Regions from separate parts of the Homo sapiens genome. Here regions 1, 3 and 4 are each linked to region 2. The links are chromatin contacts, found by Hi-C or POLR2A ChIA-PET in ENCODE. All regions are on one chromosome and are shown on one strand. The core of a region is the stretch at or near the end of the contact, and the rest is flanking DNA. Distances in the headings are between cores, read along the strand shown.

Region 1 (4,648 bases), core at 2,051-4,550, 1.0 Mb after region 2:
AAAATTGGGGAGGGACCCCCAAGTCTCATATGCACACACCCTGCTGCCCCTCCTTTGTCCCGTTCTTCCTTCCATGGCAGGGGCTACGTGGGCACCGGGCGCTTGTCCTGGAAGAAGCGCTTGAGCGTGCAGACCTGCAGCACAGCCACCAGCAGCAGCACCGCCACGTTGACAGCTGACCAGAAGTTGACCCGCTCCAAGTTGCCCTCTTGCAGGTTGCGGTCACGTGCCTCGAAGGCCCGCAGTAGCGTGAGCATCTGGATGCTGCGCTCCAGCCGGGTCCGCATGGTCTCAATGGACTCCTACAGGGCAGCGGGAGGGGAAGGGTCAGGCCTCCCTCCACCCATCAGGGAGCAGAGACCAAAAAAACCGGGGGATACGGAGGGAGGCTGTATTAACCCTGGGAGGTACAGCTGCAAACACAGACTTGTTCAGGCTAAGTTCAAATCCTCACCCTGCCACTCACTGGCTGTGACCATGAGCAACTTAATTAACCTATCTGAGCCTGTTTCCTCTTCTATAAGCTTCCAAATTGCTGTGAACATTTAATGCCTAAATAAATGTACAAGGATGAGCATGGTGGCTCATGCCTATAATCCTAGCACTTTGGAAGGCTGAGGTGGGAGGATCGCTTGAGCCCAGGAGTTTGAGACCAGCCTGGGCTACATGGCAAAACCCCATCTCTACAAAAAATTAGCCAGGGGTGGTGATGTGCAACTGCAATCCCAGCTACTCAGGAGGCTGAAGCAAGATTACACCTGTAATCCAAACACAGGAGGATCACTTAAACCCAGGAGTTCAAGACCACCCTAGCCAACATGGTGAAACCTCGTCTCTACAGAAAACAAAAAATTAGGCATGGTGGTGCACACCCGTAGTCCCACTGAGGTGGCAGGATTGCTTGAGCCCAGGAGTTTGAGGCTGCAATGGGCTATGATCACACCACTGCACTCCAGCCTGAGTGACACAGCAAGACCTTGCCTCGCCGTAGCTCACACCTGTAATCCCAGAGCTTTGGGAAGCCAAGGCAGACAGATCCCCTGAGGTCAGGAGTTCGAGACCAGCCTGGCCAACATGGTGAAACCCTGTCTCTACTAAAAATACAAAAATTAGTCAGTCAGGCGTGGTGGCACAGCTATTCAGGAGGCTGAGGCAGGAGAATTGGCTGAACCTGGGAGGCAGAGGTTGCAGTGAGCTGAGATCGTGCCACTGCAATCCAGCCTGGGTGACCAAGAGAGATCTGTTAGAAAATAAATAAATAAGTAGTTAATTAAAATACTAATAAATGTACAGAACATATTTGCTTGTGGTTAAGAGCATAGTTGCTGAAACCAGCATGGGTTCAATACCAACTCTGCTAGTTGGTCTGTGTGGCCGTGAGTTGCTCAGCCATCTTGTATCTCACTTTCTCCACCTGTAAAATGGGGATGACTTGAGCACAGGGTCTGCTTCACAAGGTGGTTTGGAGATTTACGGTATGAGTTATTTATGATATGAGTTCCTTAAACCTTTACACCAGGGTTTATACCTAGAAATGAACTACTTTTTTTTTTTTTTTTTTTTTTGAGACGGAGTTTTGCTCTTATTGCCCAGGCTGGAGTGCAATGGTGCGATCTCGGCTCACTGCAACCTCTGCCTCCCAGGTTCAACTTCCACCTCCTGGGTTCAAGTCATTCTCTGGCCTCAGCCTCCTGAGTAGCTGGGATTACAGACGCCCGCCACCACACCCGGCTAATTTTTGTATTTTTAGTAGAGACGGGGTTTCACCATGTTGGCCAGGCTGGTCTCAAAACTCCTGACCTCAGGTGATCCACCCGCCTCAGCCTCCCAAAGTGCTGGGATTACAGGCGTGAGCCACCGTGCCCGGCCTGAAATGAACTACTTATTTTAAGAGCTGCTACTCTTACTATAATTCAGTTGGAGGGCACAACTACGGAGGGGAGGCTGGGTCAGCCCAAGGGGGGCACCCCAGGTGAATCCTAGAGATCTGGAAGGAGTGGCCCCAGCGCAGCCTGGACACACCTTGATGTCCTCCATTTTAACATCCAGCATCTCCTCGGGCTCCACAGCCTCTGCCCATCCTTCGACCTCCTCGTCATCCTGGAGGCTGTCAAAGATCAGTTCAAAGAACACCAGCTTCTCGGAGATGGTGCTGAAGGAGTTGTCAAAGCACAGCTTGTAGTCCCCGGCCTCCGTTGGCTCCACCCTGGGCAGACAGACACACAGACATGACCCAGGGTGGCCAGCCAGCCGACTCAGCGGGGCAGTCAGGGCGGTAACCTGAGGCCGCCTGGGAAGGGCAGGGCTGTAACTGAACCCAGGCAGGCATCAAGACTGAACTCACGTGTGTACCCCATCAGCCTTGCGGGACTCGCTGACCAACAGCACGCCCTGAGGGCTCTCCAGCGTGAAGTCCACGTCCAGTCCAGCACCTCCGATCACCTGGGGGGCAGGTAAGAGCGGGTGGAGGGCTAGCGGTAGGCCAAGGGCGCCTGCCGAAGAGGGCTACGGCTGAACCAACACTGATCAATACAGACCACCAAGGGCTTACCTGAACGGCGGCACACCCACACCCGCCCCAACCTGTCCCAGTGGCTGCGCCCCTTGCCTCCACCCTCATTGATATGACAGCTTGGGGTCCATACTTTCAGCTGACCACGCACCTACCAAAAGTACTTAATGGACGTTTACCTGACCACGCCCCTGGTTGGCTCCGCCTCCGAAAGAGGATAGGCCCAGCCTTTTTCCTTAGTCTAACCCCCGAGAAAGGCCTGTGTGGGCAACGCCCCCGCAGTTGACCTATCAGCACTATCGCCACGCCCACCAGCCAGAGTCCTGTCCTCTCAGAGGCTCCCTATACTTATCGATGGCCCCGCCCCCTCTGGATCTCTTACTCTAGCCCCGCCTGCTTCATTACTCCCTCCCCTTCCGCTCCCACACACCGTCCCCGCCCCATCTGTCCATCTCTTTCTAGCTCCGCCCCCGCGCTCCCAAGCACGGATTCCTCCCCCTTCCTCCTAAAGCGCGCCTCGCCTCGACCGCTTGGCCACGCCCCCTCTCCCTGACTCTGCTGGCCGCCCAGCCCGCGACCCTCTACCTGGTATTCGGTCTCGAGGCTTGCGTTGGCCGGCGCGGACTGGTAGAAACACTGCTTCCTCCCCGCCGGCAACAGGAACGTGAACTCACCGTCCTGGATTGGCGGGGGCCCCGCCCCTCCCACCTCCACTGGTGGCATTAGTAGCCACAAGGCCAGGGCTAGGGCCGCGCCGGCCGCCATCATCCGGGTCACCCTCTGGTCTGCAAAGGGGTCGCGGCTCCTTTAAGCGCTAGCCCTGCCCCGGTGCTACTCGGCGGAGCTCATTGGCAGTGGCTTCTGTATGTTGTCCGTAACCAGAGGTGCCAGGAGTGAAGGACCCCCCCACTAGAGGGCAGGCGGCCCGAATGAATGCCTGATGTGCCCAGAAACACTCAACCGTCTGGGAATATTTTTCTCAAAGGCTTCGGCTCTCTTCTCGGCCGCTGGTGGAGGAAAATTACAAAAATAAGTGCCATGATGGCGCATCTTTTGTAGGCAGTAGCTAAGACAACTAAAGTTACAGGCGGCAGGGTCCTTTTTAGTCACCTCCACGTGGTTTTCCCAGAGTGCGCCGCGCGTGACAACCTTTGGCGGGACCGACGTGGTGGAGTGGACCCAAAAATAGCGTCTAGGCGTGGCCCTGTACGCGACCCGTAGGGCTCGCCTATAAAAGGGCTGGGGCGGGGCGGAGATACCTGTGGCGTCGTGTTTTGCTTGCTCTGTGAGCGTGGTCCAGGTTCGACGCCTTTTGCGCCTTAGAGGCATCAGCGTATCAGTTTCCTCGTAAGTCGGGAGTGATGGAACGACCACCCTGTAGTGCGGCTGTGAGAATTGAGATGAGGCTTGGTTCATATTGAGTGCTCAGCTTTCCTGGCTTATAGACAGTGGAGGGGCGTGGCCCCACCATGCACCCCAAGGGTCTCAGACTCAAGGGCCAGCAGGTAAATAGAGCCATTACAGTAGCCTCGGGTCAGAAAAACGACAGCCCAGGTAGGAAGAGATAAGGACAGTGTGGGACTGGGAGCCACGTTGCCTGGTTCAGCTCCTGCCCCACCCATTACTTGAGGCATTCCCTCTGTTGAGCCTCAGTTTCCTCTTCTGCAAAATGGGGATAATAGGCCTACGCTACTGGGCTGTCTTTAGGATACGTGAAATGCTTGTTGAGTGCTTGCTTCCGCAGTGCGTGGGACATCACAGGCCCTCAGTAAATAATAATCTGTTATTTGGTTCCCGTCTAAACATAAACTGTGTACAGGGAGATGTTTAGTCTTCAAAGATAAACCCGGAAAAGGTTGGCAGGTGATGACAAAGATCCCTCAAATACAGCTGGCTGTTGTCAGCACTTTCCTGCATTTGGAGAATTTGGGGAAGTAGCTCTTTGTAATATCAGTTTGGTATTCCTTTTCACTCCAACTTTTTCTATCATTTACACTCACTGCTTGGACAATTTGAAGTAACAGTGGAGAACGGGTGACTCCTTTTCTTTTTTTTCTTTTTTTTTTTAATTTTTTTTTCCTTTTTTTTTTTTTTTTTTTTTGAGACAGAGTCTCCCTCTGTTGCCCAGGCTAGAGT
Region 2 (4,888 bases), core at 1,868-4,367:
CTTGGCTTCTGTGCACCAGCAGGCTCAAGACCATGTGGAAGCTGCCAAGACTTGGGGCTTCCACCCTCTGAAGCCACAGCCCGAGTTATACGTTGGCCCCTTTCAGCTACAGCTGGAGCAGCTAGGGCACAGGACACCAAGTCCCAGGGTGAACATAGCACAGGGACCCTGGGCCCCCAGGAAACCACTTTTTCCTCCTGGGCTTCCAGGCCTGAGATGGGAGGGGCTGCCGTGAAGGTCTCTGACATGGCCTGGAGACATTTTCCCCATGGTCCTAATTAGGTTCCTTGCTACTTATGCAAATTTCTGCATCTGGCTTGAATTTCTCCCTAGAAAATGGGTTTTTCTTTTCTATCACATAGTCAGGCTACAAATTTTCCAAACTTTTCTGCTCTGCTTCCCCTATAAAACTGAATACCTTTAACAGTACCCAAGTCACCTCTTGAATGCTTTGCCACTTAGAAATTTCTTCCACTAGATACCCTAAAACATCTTTCTCAAGTTCAAAGTTCCACAAATCTCTAGGGCAGGGGCAAAATGCCATCAGTCTCTCTGCTAAAACATAACAAGAGTCACCTTTACTCCAGTTCCCAACAAGTTTCTCATCTCCATCTGAGACCACCTCAGCCTGGACCTTATTGATCATACCACTATCAGCATTTTGGGCAAAGTCACTCAACAAGTCTCTAGGAAGTTCCAAACTTTCCCACATTTTCCTGTCTTCTTTTGAGCCCCCCATACTGTTCCAACCTCTGACTGTTACCCAGTTCCAAAGATGCTTCTACATTTTTGGGTATCTTTTCAGCAACGCCCCACTTACCGCTACCAATTTACAGTATTAGTCTGTTTTCACACTGCTGCTAAAGACATACCTGAGACTGGGAAGAAAAAGAGGTTTAATTGAACTTAAGTTCCACATGGCTGGGGAGGCCTCAAAATCATGGCGGGAGGTGAAAGGCGCTTCTTAACATGTTGATGGCAAAAGAAAATGAGAAAGAAGCAAAAAAGGAAACCCCTGATAAACCCATCAGATCTTGTGAGACTTATTCACTATCACAAGAATAGCATGGGAAAGACTGGCCCCATGATTCAATTACTTTCCCCGGGTCCCTCCCACAACACGTGGGAATTCTGGGAGATAGAATTCAAGTTGAGATTTGGGTGGGGACACAGCCAAACCATATCATGAACCAAGAGAGAAAGAAACATGTTTTAATGAATCTTCTCAGGCGGCTGAGGCAGGAAGATGGCTTGAGCCCAGGAGATGGAGGTTGCAGTATGTTATGATTTTGCCACTGCCTGGGTGACAGAGTGAGATCCATCTCAAAAAAATAAATTAGAAAAAGATAAACTGCAGAGCATAAATGTTATGGGCTACTTTTGACAGAGGAATCAAATCTTCCTTGCCAAATTTAGACCCGTGTGGGTCAGCAGAAATTGACTAGAAATAGTGGCCACCGAATGGTAACTCACAAGGGTAGCAGTTAAAGTTGGTAAAATTTTAAATGCACACAAAACCAATGGACGAATCAACTTTTCCTCGCAAAACCAACAACTAAGTTTCAACAACTGAGAAAAAGTTTCATATTATCAGGCCAGACACTGTGGCTCACACCTGTAATCCCAGCACTTTGGGAGACTGAGGTTGGGGGACAGCTTCAGTCCAGGAGTTCGAGACCATCCTGGGCAACATAGCAAGACTCTGTCCTTAAAAAAAGAACTTCAAAAGCAACTGTATTAAAGGGAGTTACAGATGGATATATACAGTAAAATTGTTTAAAAGTAGAACACTATCTAAATAGTAGAACAGCATTACCCGAAGTTCAGAAATACATTACTAACACTATAATTGTTTTTGGACACACACATATGAAGTAACGTAAAAGGAAGGGTGCAAATTCACTTTATAATAGCAATTATCTATGAAGACAGTTTCAAAAAGGGCAACAAATATATCTATAAATGTTTTGAGCCAGTTGCTGTGGCTCATGCCTGTAATCTGAACACTTTGGGAGGCTAAGTCGGGAGAATCACTTGAGCCCAGGAGTTCGAGACCAGCCTGGGCAGCATAGTGAGACTCCGTCTCTACAAAAAATAAAAAATTAGCAGGTGTAGTGGCGAGCGCCCGTGGTTCCAGCTACTCAGGAGGCTGATGCGAGAGGATCGCTTGAGCTTGGGAGGTCGAGGCTGCAATCGCACCACTGCACTCCAGCCTGAGCAGCAGAGCGAGACTCTGTCTCAAAAACAAAACAAAAACTTGATAACATAGTCATAAATTAGCATTTATCGAATGATAAATATGTGCCAGACTGTTCTAAGCCCTTTCCCTGCGTGATCTCAGTGAAGTCCCATAATAGCCCCGTGAGGCAGGTACTGTCCTTTATCCCCATTGCAGGGATGAGGAAATTGAGGCCCTGAGGTCGAAGAGGAGCTGGTAAGCGATGATGCCGAGATAGGCCCCGGATCGCCTGGCTCTAAATCCCCAGCCCGGGCCCCGACACACAGTCCCAGGGTGGGAGAGGTGGTCTTCGGGGTCCGGGCACCGCGACCGCGGCCCAGGCCCGCCCGGCCAGCTGCGCGTACCGTGTAGAGCGTCAGGTCGACATGTCGCCACAGCCACCGGTCGTCCACCAGCCTCTTCCAGCGGTGACAGACCCTGGGGGAGGGGACGCGCGGTTAGAACGACCCCAGCCCCGGGCCACATCGCATCTCCAGGTGCCAGCTGCGCCCTCCGCCCTGCCCTTCCCCCCGGAGGCGGGGCCGCACCTGGAGATGCGGATCCGGTCCCGTACCGGGAGGTAAGAGAAGATCTCGAGCAGGACCGAGTCCGGCAGTTCGACCAAAGTCGCCATGATCCCGCCGACACGCACTTCCGCTTCCGGTTAAAGAGACCCGAGGGGTCCTGGGGGCGCCGAGGCGGCTGACAGGGCGGCGGCCGCGACCTTCCCGTAGCCGGTCGAGAAATTTGACCTTCCTCTCGCTGGGAAGTGATTCGGTCCCAGGGCCGGACCAGCCGCGGATGGGGACCAGAAACCAGCCTGGAAAGCGTGGCTGAGGCAGTGAGAGGCTTGCGGGAGGTGGCTGAGGCGTGATTTGGCCGCGACTGGGAACTAAGACCAAGTCCAGAAGGCGGGGCTGGAGTGAGGCGAAGCTCGGAGGCGGGGCTAGAGACGAGGACCAAGTCCGGAAGGCGTGGCCGGGGTGGGGTGAGGATCGGAGGCGGGGCTAGAGACCAGGACCAAGTCCGGAAGGCGTGGCTGGGGTGGGGCGAGGATCGGAGGCGGGGCTAGAGACGGGGACCAAGTCCGGAAGGCGTGGCTGGGGAGGGGCGAGACCCGGGGACGGGGCTAGAGGCGAGGCCCAAGCCCGGAAGGCGTCGCTGGAGTTGGGCGAGGCTCAGGGGCGGAGCCAGAGAACGGAACCAAGTCCAGAAGGCGGGGCTGGGGCGCGGCTAGGGGGCGGGGCTAGAGACGAGGACCAAGTCCAGAAGGCGTGGCTGGGGTGGGGCGAGGATCAAGCCCGGAAGGCGCGGCTGGAGCGGGGCGAGGCCTAGGTGGGGCTGCAGACGAGAACCACGCCTTGGAGGCGTGGCTAGGGCGGGTAGAGGCTCGGACAACCGCTGGAAGGCGGGGCTGGGGCGGGGCGAGACCTTGGGGGCGGGGTTGACGACGAGGACCTAGCCGAGAGGTCGTGGTCTGGACGGAAACCAGGCTGCAGCAGGACCAGGCGCCAAGGGCGTGGCTGGGGAGCGATGGAGACGCTCGGAAGGTGGGGAGCGGGGGACGGAGACAGGGAGAAGACTACGCCATGAAGGCGTGGTTGAGGCGGGGCGAGGCCTGTGGGTCTGGCCCCGAGCGAATGGCTTGGTAGAGAGTCAGAGAACTCTATTTTTTTACTTAATGATGCTTCTTGATGTCTATGCACAAGGATAAATTTGTATTACTGGAATATCGTGGCCAAAGGACCTGTTGAATTTTTCACTTTCATTGATACTACAGATATTTTCTGAATTGGCAAGTCCACCAAGAAACTATAAAAATGTGTGTGTGCAATGGCTGCACACAGCAGCTTCCTTGGTAGTGTACGCAGCCTGTTGGTTGTATGGGTTGCTCTAAGGGACCTTGGAGACAGGCCTTTCCGATGGATGTTCATGTTTCTAACCTTGCACTACCACAATGTAGGCTCCAAACAGGCATGTGAGGTGCCTTTGGAAAGCCCCAGGGCACTGTGGCCAGGGTTGACATTGGCCAAGTTATCATGTCCATCCGCACCAAGCTGCAGAACAAGGAGCATGCGATTGAGGCCTTGCGCAGGGCCAAGTTCAAGTTTCCTGGCCGCCAGAAGATCTACATCTCAAAGAAGTGGGGCTTCACCAAGTTCAATGCTGATGAATTTGAAGACATGGTGGCTGAGAAGCGGCTCATCCCAGATGGCTGTGGGGTCAAGTACATCCCCAATCGTGGCCCTCTGGACAAGTGGCTGGCCCTGCACTCATGAGGGCTTCCAATGTGCTGCCCCCCCTATTAATACTCACCAATAAATTCTACTTCCTGTCCAAAAAAAAAAATGTGTGTGTGTGTGTGTGTGTGTGTGTGTGTATATATATATATATATATATATACACACACACACACACACGCACGCCTCCTGAAGCCAGGAGGCGGAGATTGCAGTGACCTGAGATCGCGCCACCACACTCCAGCCTGAGTGACAGAGCGAAACTCCGTCTCAAAAAAAAAAAAAAAGAATATGAAAGAGATTGTGGAGGTTGCAGTGAGCCCAGATCGCGCCACTGCACTCCAGCCTGTGCGACGGGTGCGAGACTCCATCTCAAAAAAAAAAAAAAATCATGTTACTGCAAAGGACATGATTTCATTATCTTTTTTTT
Region 3 (5,346 bases), core at 791-3,290, 1.1 Mb after region 2:
ACAGAGGAGTGGGAGAGGGGACACAGGCATGGGCCTGGCACTATACAGACAACAGGAAGTTCCCCTCTCGACCTTCGGCTCCTCAGGACCACCAGAGAAGGAGATGTCAGGACCCCTTCTTGTCCCCCAGCTGGGCCATAAGACGTCCCAGGTCTCTGCACACCCGTGGAATTCCTCCCTTCCCCAGTGGGTTTTTGAGCATAGGGTGCCCTTGGGTGTGTTGTGTGTCTGCCTGCTGGCTTGCTTAAGTTATTAATTATAACACGGGTCAAGGTGTTCCCAGGCCTCTATGGAGTGGAATCCTTCAAGCTGGGGACCTCTGGATCCCATGGTTGGATGGCTGGGGGGTGGAGCGTGTCTGAATTCACCAAATTTGAAGCATCTCTCAAGGGCAGTCAGGGTGGTGTATGCGGAGCCTCCTGGGGGTGTGGGGAGTGCAGCAGTGCCATGCCAGGGTCTCTGCAACGGTACTTGCATTAGAGGGTTTAGGAGGTGGAATGACAGGGGCTACGGGTGAGGGACATGAAGGAGAATGAGGGCCCCTCGCAGTGGCTCACACCTATAATCCCAGCACTTTGGGAGGCCGAGGCAGGGGGTTGCTTGAGCCCAGGAGGTTGAGGCTGCAGTAAGCTATGATGGCACCACTGCACTCTAGCCTGGGCAACACAGTGAGACCCTGTCTCAAAAAACAAAAGGGGCCGGGCGCGGTGGCTCATGCCTGTAGGCCCAGCACTTTGGGATGCCGAGGCGGGCGGATCACCTGAAGTCAGGAGTTCAAGACCAGCCTGACCAACATGGTGAAACCTCGTCTCTACTAAAAATAAAAAATTAGCTGGGCGTGGTAGAGCATGCCTGTAGTCCCAGCTACTCGGGAGGCTGAGGCAGGAGAATCACTTGAACCCGGGAGGCGGAGGTTGCGGTGAGCTGAGATCGAGCCATTGCACTCCAGCCTGGGAGACAGAGCGAGACTCCGTCTCAAAGAAAAAAAAAAAAAAAAAAAAGGAATGAGGCGTAAATGAGGTCTAGGGAAGAGTTAAAGCTGGAGTGCTAGGAAGTGGCCCAAGCTCACTGGGTCGCCCAAAAGAGATGGGGCCACCCAAAATGAAGGGGGATGCAGAGAGAAGACGGGTTTGTGTGGCGGGAGAGGGGCCCTGCGCCGGGCCAGGCTGGACTCAGCATCGTTGGAGGAGGGGCTGAGAGAGGAGGGGGTCAAAGGATATCTTGTGCGAAAGGAGACAGTCAAACATTAAGGATTAAGAAGGCAATGTGGGCAGAGATGATGGGGAAGGGAGGAGGAGCGGTCGAATGTCGGGGAGGGGTCCTTTCAACCGGGCTCAGGTTGCTCCTGGAGGCCAGGGCTCATCGGAAATCGTCGGTGCGGGGGCGGTGGGGGGAAGGGTTGGGGGCGAGGCCCGGGCGCTGGCCACGCCCTTTCCCCCGCCCATTCCCCAGAGCGGGGCGGCTGACAAAGCGAGTCCGGGTGGGAGGGCGCGGGCAGGCACGGGGGCGGGGCCTCGTCGCGGCTGGGCCACGCCTCCCTGAGGGCTGCCTCACAAAGCCGGGCGGGCCCGGGGGGGTGGGGCCCAGTCTCAGGGGCGTGTCCAGGTCGGGGCAGGGAAGCCGCATCACGACGCGCGGCTGCTTGTGTGGGGCGGGGTACAGGGCGTGTCCACGCGGCCGAGCACCGCCCCCGCCGTCCCCGCACCGCCTCACTCGAAAGCAGCCGTTAATGAGGCGCCGGCCTGGGGGCGGGGCCCAGGCCTCCGAGGGGCGTGCCCGCGCGCCCGAGCACCGCCCCCGACGTACCCTCCCGCCCCGCAGTTCCCGGGCGGTGGAGCCACCTCACAAAGCGGCGACCGTTCTCGCGGGGCGGGGCGTAGCCGGTCCCGCCCCACGGGGTGCCCTCTCGTTCGCTCGCTAGCTCCCCGCGCCCAGGACGGCCGGCAGAGGGCGCTGCGCCACGGGGCCGGGCCGCGGCGACGGTGGCGGCGGCGGCGGCGAGGCGGCGCGTGGCCGGCAGGCGGCGCTGCCCGGCTCGGCCTCGGCCTGCACGGCGGCTGCGGCGGCGGTAGCGGCAGCGGCGGCGGCGGCGGCGGCGGCGGCGGCGGCGGCGGCGGCGGCGGCGGCAGCGGCGGCGGCCTGGGCCCGGGCGCAGCGGCGGCGGCGGCGGGGCCTGGAGCCGGATCTAAGATGGCAGCGGCGGCGGCGGCGGTGGGGCCGGGCGCGGGCGGCGCGGGGTCGGCGGTCCCGGGCGGCGCGGGGCCCTGCGCTACCGTGTCGGTGTTCCCCGGCGCCCGCCTCCTCACCATCGGCGACGCGAACGGCGAGATCCAGCGGCACGCGGAGCAGCAGGCGCTGCGCCTCGAGGTGCGCGCCGGCCCGGACTCGGCGGGCATCGCCCTCTACAGCCGTGAGTACGGGGCCCCGGGGCAGGCGCAGGGCCGGGGCTGCTCACGAGGCCGGCCCGGGGCGGGGGCCGGCGGGGAGGGGCCCTGAGCGCGGGGGCCTGGCGTGGGGTCCCCGGGACTGAGCCGGTGGCCTGCAGGGAGCGACCGTGGAGGGCCGGTGCCAGGGGACAGACAGAGAAAAGAGGGCGTGCGTGGTGGCCGGAGGGGCAAGGTGCCCAGAGTGAGCAAGGGAGCGCGAAATGGGGAGTGAAGGGCCTGAGATTTGGGAGGGGTGGGTGAGCAGGAAGTGGGGGGCTCTGAGTGGAAGGGGAATTTGGAGGACGCCAGGCGTGGTGGGCTTAAGCGTGGGGGAGGGAGGTCCGGGGTGCGGGAGAGGTGGGCGTCTCGGGGGCGGGCGTGGCCGCCTCTGCAGGGAGGAGGGTGGGGCGTGGGCGGCCCGGGATCCCTCTGGGGACCCCCTGGATAGCTCAGGACGGTTGGAAAGTGTTTGCTGGTCTGGGGCGCCCGCGAGTACCGAGTTCCACCGCTGTGCGAGGTGTGGCGTTCAGGACCCCCGAATGGGAAACTTCAGGATCTGGGGAGAGGGCCCATGCGGGGACGGTGGGAGCCGCAGGGTGAGCTCCTCGTGGAAACGTGGACGGGACGGGCCCCTTCCTGATGCCGGGCTTCGAAGTAAGAGCTAACAGCCTCCTCCCATCTTCTTTTGGGGGATGTGAGAAGCTGGTTACATTTTCCGAAGCTGCTTTCAAAACTGACATTTCACTGGGGGGAAAAGAAAATCACAAATGCGTTTGCCAGCACCCCCCACCCCCGCTCCCAGTCTTTGTAGTTCATTCTTCTTCTTGTTACTCCTTCTTATCTCTTCTCTTTGATTCCTTGTTCACATTTTGCTACTCTGTGTCATTTGGCTTTGTCTTTCAGGGCTTCTTGCACTGATGCCCTGGGGAACCCCTCAGGAGGCCTCTAGCTAGCTTGGGTCCTGTGTGAATTTTTTGCCACTTTGGAAACGGCCCGATTAAAGGAAAGCCCGAGGAGCAGTCCGTTCACACTGGGTTTTCCCTGCACCTCGACTTTGAAAACGTGGACTAAAGGAGTTGTGTCTGCTGTCCGAGGGTGCCGTCTCTTTTTGCTGGTGCAGAGCCTGGGTCTTCTTGGACCAGATGAGAGGGGAAGGAGGGTATTTCAGCGGGGGTTTCAGAGTTCAAGGCAGACACTCAGCTCAACAGAACCCCAGATCATAAGCAAAACCTATTCACTGGGCAAGCATTGGTAGCCAACTTTGTCCTGAACAGAACAAAGCGGGGCAGCGTTTCCAAAACTAGGGTCCCAGGGCTTATCCTCAAAGGAGTTCCAGGAGAGTTGGCTATCATTTTTAAGTAAACCTTTAAAAAATTTTTTTAGGACCAGGCGGGGTAGCTCAGCACTTTGGGAGGCTAAGCACTTTGGGAGGATCACTTGAGGTCAGGAGTTCGAGACCAGCCTGGCCAACATGGTGAAACCCCGTCTCTACTAAAAATACAAAACAGCGGGGTGTGGTGACATGTGCCTGTCCCAGCTACTCGGGAGGCAGAGGCAGGAGAATCACTTGAACCTGGGAGGCAGAGGTTGCAATGAGCTGAGATCGTGCCATTGCACTCCAGCCGGGGAGACAGAGTGAGACTCCATCTCAAAAAAAAAATTTTTTTTAGAACAATTTTAGTTTAGTTTTTTTTTTTTTTTTTTTTTTTTTTTTTTTTTGAGACAGAGTCTTGCTCGGTCCCCCAGGCTGAAGTGCAGTGGCTCAATCTCGGCTCACTGCAAGCTCTGCCACCTGGGTTCACGCCATTCTCCTGCCTCAGCCTCCCGAGTAGCTGGGACTACAGGCGCCTGCCGCCATGCCCGGCTAATTTTTTGTGTTTTTAGTAGAGACGGGGTTTCACCATGTTAGCCAGGATGGTCTTGATCTCCTGACCTCGTGATCCACCCGCCTTGGCCTCCCAAAGTGCTGGGATTACAGGCATGAGCCACCCCGCCCGGCCAGAACAATTTTAGTCTTATAGATGTATTGGCAACATAGTGAGATGTTCCTACCATCTTATTCCTGGAGTAACATTTTGTGTTTGTATTTGTGTTTTTGTTTTTGTTTTGTTGATACTCTTGAAAGTATTACTTGTTATTAAGACAGCACTTCTCTTTGAGAGGTAATTGGTAACTGAAACATTTTTTATTATTAGAGACAAGGTTTCACTATGTCACTGTGTTGCCCAGGCTGGTCTCCAACTTCTGAGCTCAAGTGATCTTCCTGCCTCCCAGAATGCTGGGATTACAGGTGTGAGCCACCCCACCTGACCGGAAACATTCATAAAAAGGAGAAAGTCCACATTCCTCAGAGAGCCTCAGTCCCAGATTCCCAGATGATATATCCTTAGGGTTCTGAAATAATTTTTTTTTACACTTTTTTGTTTTTTTTCTTTCTTTTTTATTTTTTTTATTTTTATTTTTTATTTTTTCAGACAGGGCCTCACTCTGTTGCTCAGACTGGAGTGCAGTGGTACAGTCTCAGTCTCAGCTCACTGCAGCCTTCCATGGCTAAAGTGATCCTCATACCTCAGCCTCCCTAGTAGCTGGGACCACAGGCATGTGCCACACCCAGCTAATCTTTCATATTTTTTGTAGAGAAAGGGTTTTCACTGTGTTGGCCAGGCTGGTCTCAAACTCCTGGGCTCAAGTGATCCTCCCTCCTTGGCCTCCCACAGTCCTGGAATTACAGGCATGAGCCACCGCACCGCCCTCTTTATCCTTAAGTAACATTGATATGGAGATAAAAAACATGGGTTCTTGGCCAGGCGTGGTGGCTCACACCTGTAATCCCAGCACTTTGAGAGGTTGAGGCAGGCGAATCACTTGAGGTCAGGAGGTTGAGACCAGCTTGGCCAACATGGCAAAATCTCGTCTCTGC
Region 4 (5,276 bases), core at 976-3,475, 1.1 Mb after region 2:
GGGGTTTCACCATGTTGGCCAGGCTGGTCTCGAACTCCTTACCTCAGGTCATCTGCCCACCTTGGCTTCCGAAAGTGCTGGGATTACAGATGTCAGCCACCGCACCCAGCCTTATTGTTTGTTTCACAGGTGAAGAAAGTGAGGTGTAGATGCTCTGGTAAACCTGCCTGGTATTACCCATGCATCACCCAGGTAGTAGAAATGGAGTCGTGTTTTAAACCCAGGTCCTTCTGGGGCCTGGCTTGGTGGCTCATGCCTGTAATCCCAGTGCACTGGGAGGCTGAGCCAGGAGGACTGCTTGAGCCCAGTAGTTTGAGACCAGCTTGGGTAACACAGCAGACCTCAGCTCTACAGAACATAACAGACAAAAAAAAAAAAAAAAAAAAAAAGCTGGTGGTGGTGGCATGTACCTGTAGTCACAGCTATTTGGGAGGCTGAGGTGGATCCCTTGAGTCCAGGAGTTTGAGGCTGCACTGAGCTGTGGTTACACCATTGCACTCCAGCCTGGGTTACAGAGCAAGACCCTGTCTCTAATAAAACAAACAATTAAACAAAAACCCACCCAGGTGAGGTGGCTCACGCCTGTAATCCCAACACTTTGGGAGGCTGAGGTGGGCGGATCACTTGAGGTCAGGAGTTAAAAACCAGCCTGGCCAACATGGTGAAACTCTGTCTCAACTAAAAATACAAAAATTAGCCGGGCGTGGTGGCGGACGCCTGTAGTCCCAGTTACTCGGGAGGCTGAGGCAGGAGAATCGCTTGAATCTGGGAGGCAGAAGTTGCAGTGAGCTGAGATCGTGCCACCTCACTCCAGCCTGGGCAATGGAGTAAGACTCCGTCTCAAAACAAACAAACAAACAAACAAACAAACAAACAAACACACAAAAAAGAAAACACACAGAAGAGGCCAAGAGGCTCAGGGCCTTCACTCTCGGAGGAAGGTTTCTCTCTTTCACCACCAGCCTGTATGCATTCAAACGTGTTCTTTGCAACGACGACTTCCGTGGCTGCCCTATTTAAAATGTCCATGATCCTCCCAGTGTTCACCTCACACTGTACTATTTATTTTTTTTGAGACGGAATTTCACTCTTGTTGCCCAGGCTGGAGTGCAATAGTACGATCTCGGCTCACTACAATCTCCACCTCCTGGGCTCAAGCGATTCTCCTGCCTCAGCCTCCCGAGTAGCTGTGACTACAGGCGTGTGCCACCACGCCCGGCTAATTTTTTGTATTTTTAGTAAAGACGGGGTTTCACCGTGTTAGCCAGGATAGTCTCATCTCCTGACCTCATGATCCACCAGCCTAGGCCTCCCTAAGTGCTGGGATTACAGGCATGAGCTACCGCGCCCGGCTAATTTTTGTATTTTTAATAGAGACGGGTTTCACCATGGTGGTCAGGCTCGTTTCTAACTCCCGACCTCAGGTGATCCGGCCGCCTCGGCCTCCCAAAGTGCTGGATTACAGGCGTGAGCCACCAAGTCCGGCCTCTCATACTGCACTATTTTGCTTATTAATCTTGCTTCTTGTCCTCCTTCCCCACTAGACCGAGGGCTCCACGGCGGCTGGGACACAGTAGCAGATCAATAAATATTTGCTAAGCTAATTAATGGCACTTGGGAAGTTTTGCAGAGAAGGCGGCCACGGTCGGGCCCCGCCTTGCCTCCCCAAATAGGCCTCGCCGCCCCAGGTCAGGGATCAAAGCGGTTCCCAGGCGCGCCCTTGGCCCGCGGGAAACCACTGCCCGGTCTTGGTCCAGGCGGCCCGTCCTACGGTCCAGGGTTCCTATTTCCGAGCCTCAGGGACCTCCTTTCCCCACGGACCCCACGGCCACCGGGATCCCATTCTCCAGTTGCCCCATCGTCACCGCGGCCGCCGCCACCGCCGCCGCAGTGGCGTCCGCTCTGCGCATGCTCCGGGGCGTCAAGACGCGAGGCGTGCAGAAGGCGAAGCGTGCGCAGGCGCGGGGCCATCGCGGCCCGAGTGGGGCGGTGCATCGGACGCGCGTGCTTCCTCCGGGCCACGCCCACCCCCGTCCGCCCAGGGACGGGCGCGCACGCGCGCCGGGAGCGGAAGGGCGGGCTGGCGCGCGCACGAGGCCGGGCAGGCGGCGGAAGCTGGAGAGGCCGCCGCGGTGCTGAGGGGGAGGGGAGCCGGCGAGCGCGCGCGCAGCGGGGGCGCGGGTGGCGCGCGTGTGTGTGAAGGGGGGGCGGTGGCCGAGGCGGGCGGGCGCGCGCGCGAGGCTTCCCCTCGTTTGGCGGCGGCGGCGGCTTCTTTGTTTCGTGAAGAGAAGCGAGACGCCCATTCTGCCCCCGGCCCCGCGCGGAGGGGCGGGGGAGGCGCCGGGAAGTCGACGGCGCCGGCGGCTCCTGGTAAGGAACGCGGGCCGCGGGGGCAGCGCGGCGCGGGGCCGGGGAGGGCGGTTTGAATGGAGCCGGGGCGCCGAGGGGGGAGGGGGCTGCCGGCGCGCCCTGTGCGGGGCCGGGGTACGGCGGCGCCCGAGGGTCAAGAAGCCCAGCCGGCAGCCGCGCGCGTGGGGAAGGCCACAGTGTCGCGAGGCCGTGGCAGCGGCGGCCCCCGCGGAGCGGCGGGGTGGGTGGGGGGCCCGGGCCGCGTGGAGGCCGCGCGATCCTCTCCGCGCGCGCTCTCGCCGGGGTCGCCGGACAAAGCTCGCCCCCCTCGCCCGGCACCCCTACAGTCGCCCTCCCAATTACAGCGGCTGCAACAATAGGCAGGCGTTGGGGCTTTTCTGGCTGCGTGGTAACGGGTCCGACCCGAATGTTGCGTTTTTGGCGAAGCTGCGATCGGGGCTCAGCCAAACCTCCAGATATGTCCGGCGTCGGCCGGACACGGGCATTAGCGGTCCCCTTGGGCTAGCCGACCTCAAATTGTCTTAAAAACGTGTCATTCCAGATTTTCAAGGAAAGGTAAAGGACTCCCCCGATGCCTTGCAGTTAGTGACTTCAAAATGTTTGCCCGAATTGGGGTTGGGGATGGGGTCGGCGGCAAGTAGGGGAGCACGGAGGAAATCCTTTGCTGTGTAAAAGCATTGCTTTTCTTTTGCATCCTTTTTTCTCCTTCCCAATTGGTTTTTCAGATTAAGGCTTTTATTTTCAACGTGGACCTTTTGGGCGAGTGTTTTGTCCCGATCTTGAAGATACCAGTCTTGATTTTTTTTTTTTTTTTTTTTGGTCAGTGACTCCTTGGGGAAAGTAGCAAGGGAATAAGCGGAAAAGCCGCTTCGCAGGAATTTGAAGCAAGTTTTCAGTTTGGATTGATAGGCTGCATTCAAGCTTGATTCCTGGTGCTGTCAGTCACTTAGCACACTGTCACTTTAGGGAAGTGGCTTAACCTCTCTGAACCTCTTAGTTTTCCTCCTTTGTGAAAGCTCCTTTGTGAAAGGGGGTAATCTCCCAAATGGAATTGGTGAAAGCCTGTAAAATGGTTCCTCGCAAGCGGGAAGCACTATTGTAATTGTCTGGTCCAATCTCCCTCATTGTTCAGCAGATAACTTCTTGAGGCCCTACTAAGTGTTGGATGGTCGGGGGTTGGATCCTGGAGCCTCTGCAGTCTTGGAGGGGAGCGGGTGGTAAATGTGGGAACAAACTCTCTTGGCCTATCGTTTATTGCTCTGAACCTGCACTGTGAGAGGGACACAGCGGACAGGCAGGGGATCGGTGGTAGCCAGAGATCACGGGGGCTGCTTGGAAGAGGGGGCCTCAAAATCAGGGAGGGTGTGTAGGATTGTATTTTGTTTTTGAGGCAGAGTCTTGCCTGTCGCCCAGGCTGGAGTTCAGAGTCCCAATCTCCGCTCACTGTAACCTCCGCCTCCTGGGTTCAAGCGATTCTCCTGCCTCAGCCTCCTGAGTAGCTGGGACTACAGGCGCCCGCCACCACGCCTGGCTAATTTTTGTATTTTTAGTAGATATGGGGTTTTACCATGTTGGCCAGGCTGGTCTCAAACTCCTGACTTAAGGTGATCCACCCACCTCGGCCTCCCAAAGTGCTAGGACTACATGTGTGAGCCACTGCGCCAGGATTGTATTTTGACTTTCCCTGGCCACCTCGGACTAGCCATTGTTCCCCTCAGCTACATTCATACATCAACTTGGTCCTTTCCGGTGTAGCTGTCACCCCCAGCACCGTGAGAGCTGGGGTTGTGTCTGCCTGGCTGGCCCCACAGTACCCTGGGCCTGACACATAGTAGGTCTTTAGCGAACTTATGTGGATTGAATGAGGGGGTCCTGTGGAAGATCGCGTGACCATCTGTGTAAAAGGCTTGGTGCAGGGCCAGGTGCAGTGGCTCATACCTGAAATCCCAGCACTTGGGGAGGCTGAGGCGGGAAAATTGCTTGAACCCGGGAGTTTGAGACTAACCTGGGCAACATAGTGAGACCTCATCTCTACAAAAAATACAAAAATTAGCCGAGTGTGGTGGCATGCACCGGTGGTCCCAACTACTCAGGAGGCTGAGGTAGGAGGACTGCTTGAGCCAGAGAGGTGGAGGCTGCAGTGAGCCATTCTTGTGCCCCTGCATTCCAGCCTGTGCACCAGAGTAAGACTGTCTCAAAAAAAAAAAAAAAAAAAAAGAAAAAGAAAGCTTGGTGCAGGACTGGGGGTGGATTGTAAGGGATACAGGTTAGTTGTTTGAACAGTTTTTGCACTTTCCAAGCCATTGTTTCCTGAACCTCAGTTGTCCTCATCTCCCCTACAAAGTGTGGGGTGGTGGTTAGCGTGGGGTGGTGGTAAGGAGTACTCATTCTGGAATCAGACCTCCTGAATTCACACCCAGCTCTCTAAATCGTAGCTTAACCTCAAGCGAGGCGCTTAGCAGTAGGGCCCCCCACTTGTGAAACAGGTAGGACGAGGATGCCCGAAACTTCACAGGCTTCTTGTGAGGGTTGAATGAGGTCACATGGGAAGCCGCTAACACACTGCTGCACCTGATGCGTAGTGAACACTTGATTTTTTTTTTTTTTTTGAGACGGAGTCTCGCTCTGTCATCCGGGCTGGAGTGCAATGCCCCTGTAGTCCCAAGCTCCTTGAGAGGCTGGGGCAGGAGGTACAGGCTGCAGTGGACCATGATTGAGCCACTGCACTCCAGCCTGGGTGACGAAGCGAGACCCTGTCTAAAAAAAGGAATAAAAATTAATTCATGCATAGTTAGGAAAGTAATAAATGGTTTTGCATGGGCCACCTAAAATCATTTTGTGTCCAGCCCTTTAGGAGACGTAAATGTTGATCGTGCAGGCTTTTGAGCAGGGGAGGTGATGTCATC

What was found. A loop is a pair of places that touch in the nucleus more often than their neighbours do. ChIA-PET counts read pairs that join two places held with the same protein, here RNA polymerase II (POLR2A). Pooled maps may share reads with other maps.
Region 1: a loop to region 2 is called in a map of B cell, with 19 times the contacts of the local background. The contact joins the promoter of TMED1 here to the promoter of FBXL12 in region 2. A Hi-C loop is called at or near these places in 2 of 168 maps with a recorded cell type or tissue (B cell and naive thymus-derived CD4-positive, alpha-beta T cell) and 6 of 50 pooled maps. POLR2A ChIA-PET finds 5 or more read pairs at or near these places in 4 of 52 experiments (B cell, OCI-LY7, WTC11 and 1 more).
Region 3: a map of naive thymus-derived CD4-positive, alpha-beta T cell shows a loop between it and region 2 (29-fold over the local background). The contact joins the promoter of CARM1 here to the promoter of FBXL12 in region 2. A Hi-C loop is called at or near these places in 2 of 168 maps with a recorded cell type or tissue (both naive thymus-derived CD4-positive, alpha-beta T cell), 1 of 37 single-sample maps with no recorded cell type and 9 of 50 pooled maps. POLR2A ChIA-PET finds 5 or more read pairs at or near these places in 2 of 52 experiments (AG04449 and GM12878).
Region 4: a pooled map shows a loop between it and region 2 (14-fold over the local background). The contact joins the promoter of SMARCA4 here to the promoter of FBXL12 in region 2. A Hi-C loop is called at or near these places in 8 of 50 pooled maps. POLR2A ChIA-PET finds 5 or more read pairs at or near these places in 3 of 52 experiments (K562, activated CD4-positive, alpha-beta T cell and activated T-cell).

The regions. Positions count from the first base shown.
Region 1 is chr19:10,832,912-10,837,559 of GRCh38, forward strand. It overlaps TMED1 (transmembrane p24 trafficking protein 1), which reads right to left and starts at 3,301. Exons shown (of 4, transcript NM_006858.4): 1 at 3,098-3,301; 2 at 2,345-2,442; 3 at 2,023-2,206; 4 at 1-302. The coding sequence starts at 3,280. The coding sequence ends at 84. It also overlaps a transcript of C19orf38 not described here. RefSeq lists enhancers at 1,799-2,436, 3,074-3,710, 3,476-3,575.
Region 2 is chr19:9,815,962-9,820,849 of GRCh38, forward strand. FBXL12 (F-box and leucine rich repeat protein 12) reads right to left here and starts at 3,118. Exons shown (of 3, transcript NM_017703.3): 1 at 2,767-3,118; 2 at 2,584-2,656. The coding sequence starts at 2,852. It overlaps LOC124900430 (small nucleolar RNA SNORA70), which reads left to right and starts at 3,993; the gene lies at 3,993-4,133. It also overlaps the pseudogene RPL10P15. RefSeq lists silencers at 2,610-2,769, 3,220-3,309, 3,530-3,679.
Region 3 is chr19:10,869,513-10,874,858 of GRCh38, forward strand. It overlaps CARM1 (coactivator associated arginine methyltransferase 1), which reads left to right and starts at 2,041. Exons shown (of 16, transcript NM_199141.2): 1 at 2,041-2,410. The coding sequence starts at 2,191. It overlaps C19orf38 (chromosome 19 open reading frame 38), which reads left to right. Exons shown (of 7, transcript NM_001136482.3): 7 at 1-278. RefSeq lists silencers at 1,301-2,090, 2,221-2,270, 2,361-2,570 and enhancers at 3,311-3,490, 4,131-4,250, 4,788-5,288, 5,289-5,346.
Region 4 is chr19:10,958,805-10,964,080 of GRCh38, forward strand. SMARCA4 (SWI/SNF related BAF chromatin remodeling complex subunit ATPase 4) reads left to right here and starts at 2,226. Exons shown (of 35, transcript NM_003072.5): 1 at 2,226-2,370. RefSeq lists silencers at 1,954-2,373, 2,424-2,483, 2,534-2,593 and an enhancer at 5,111-5,240.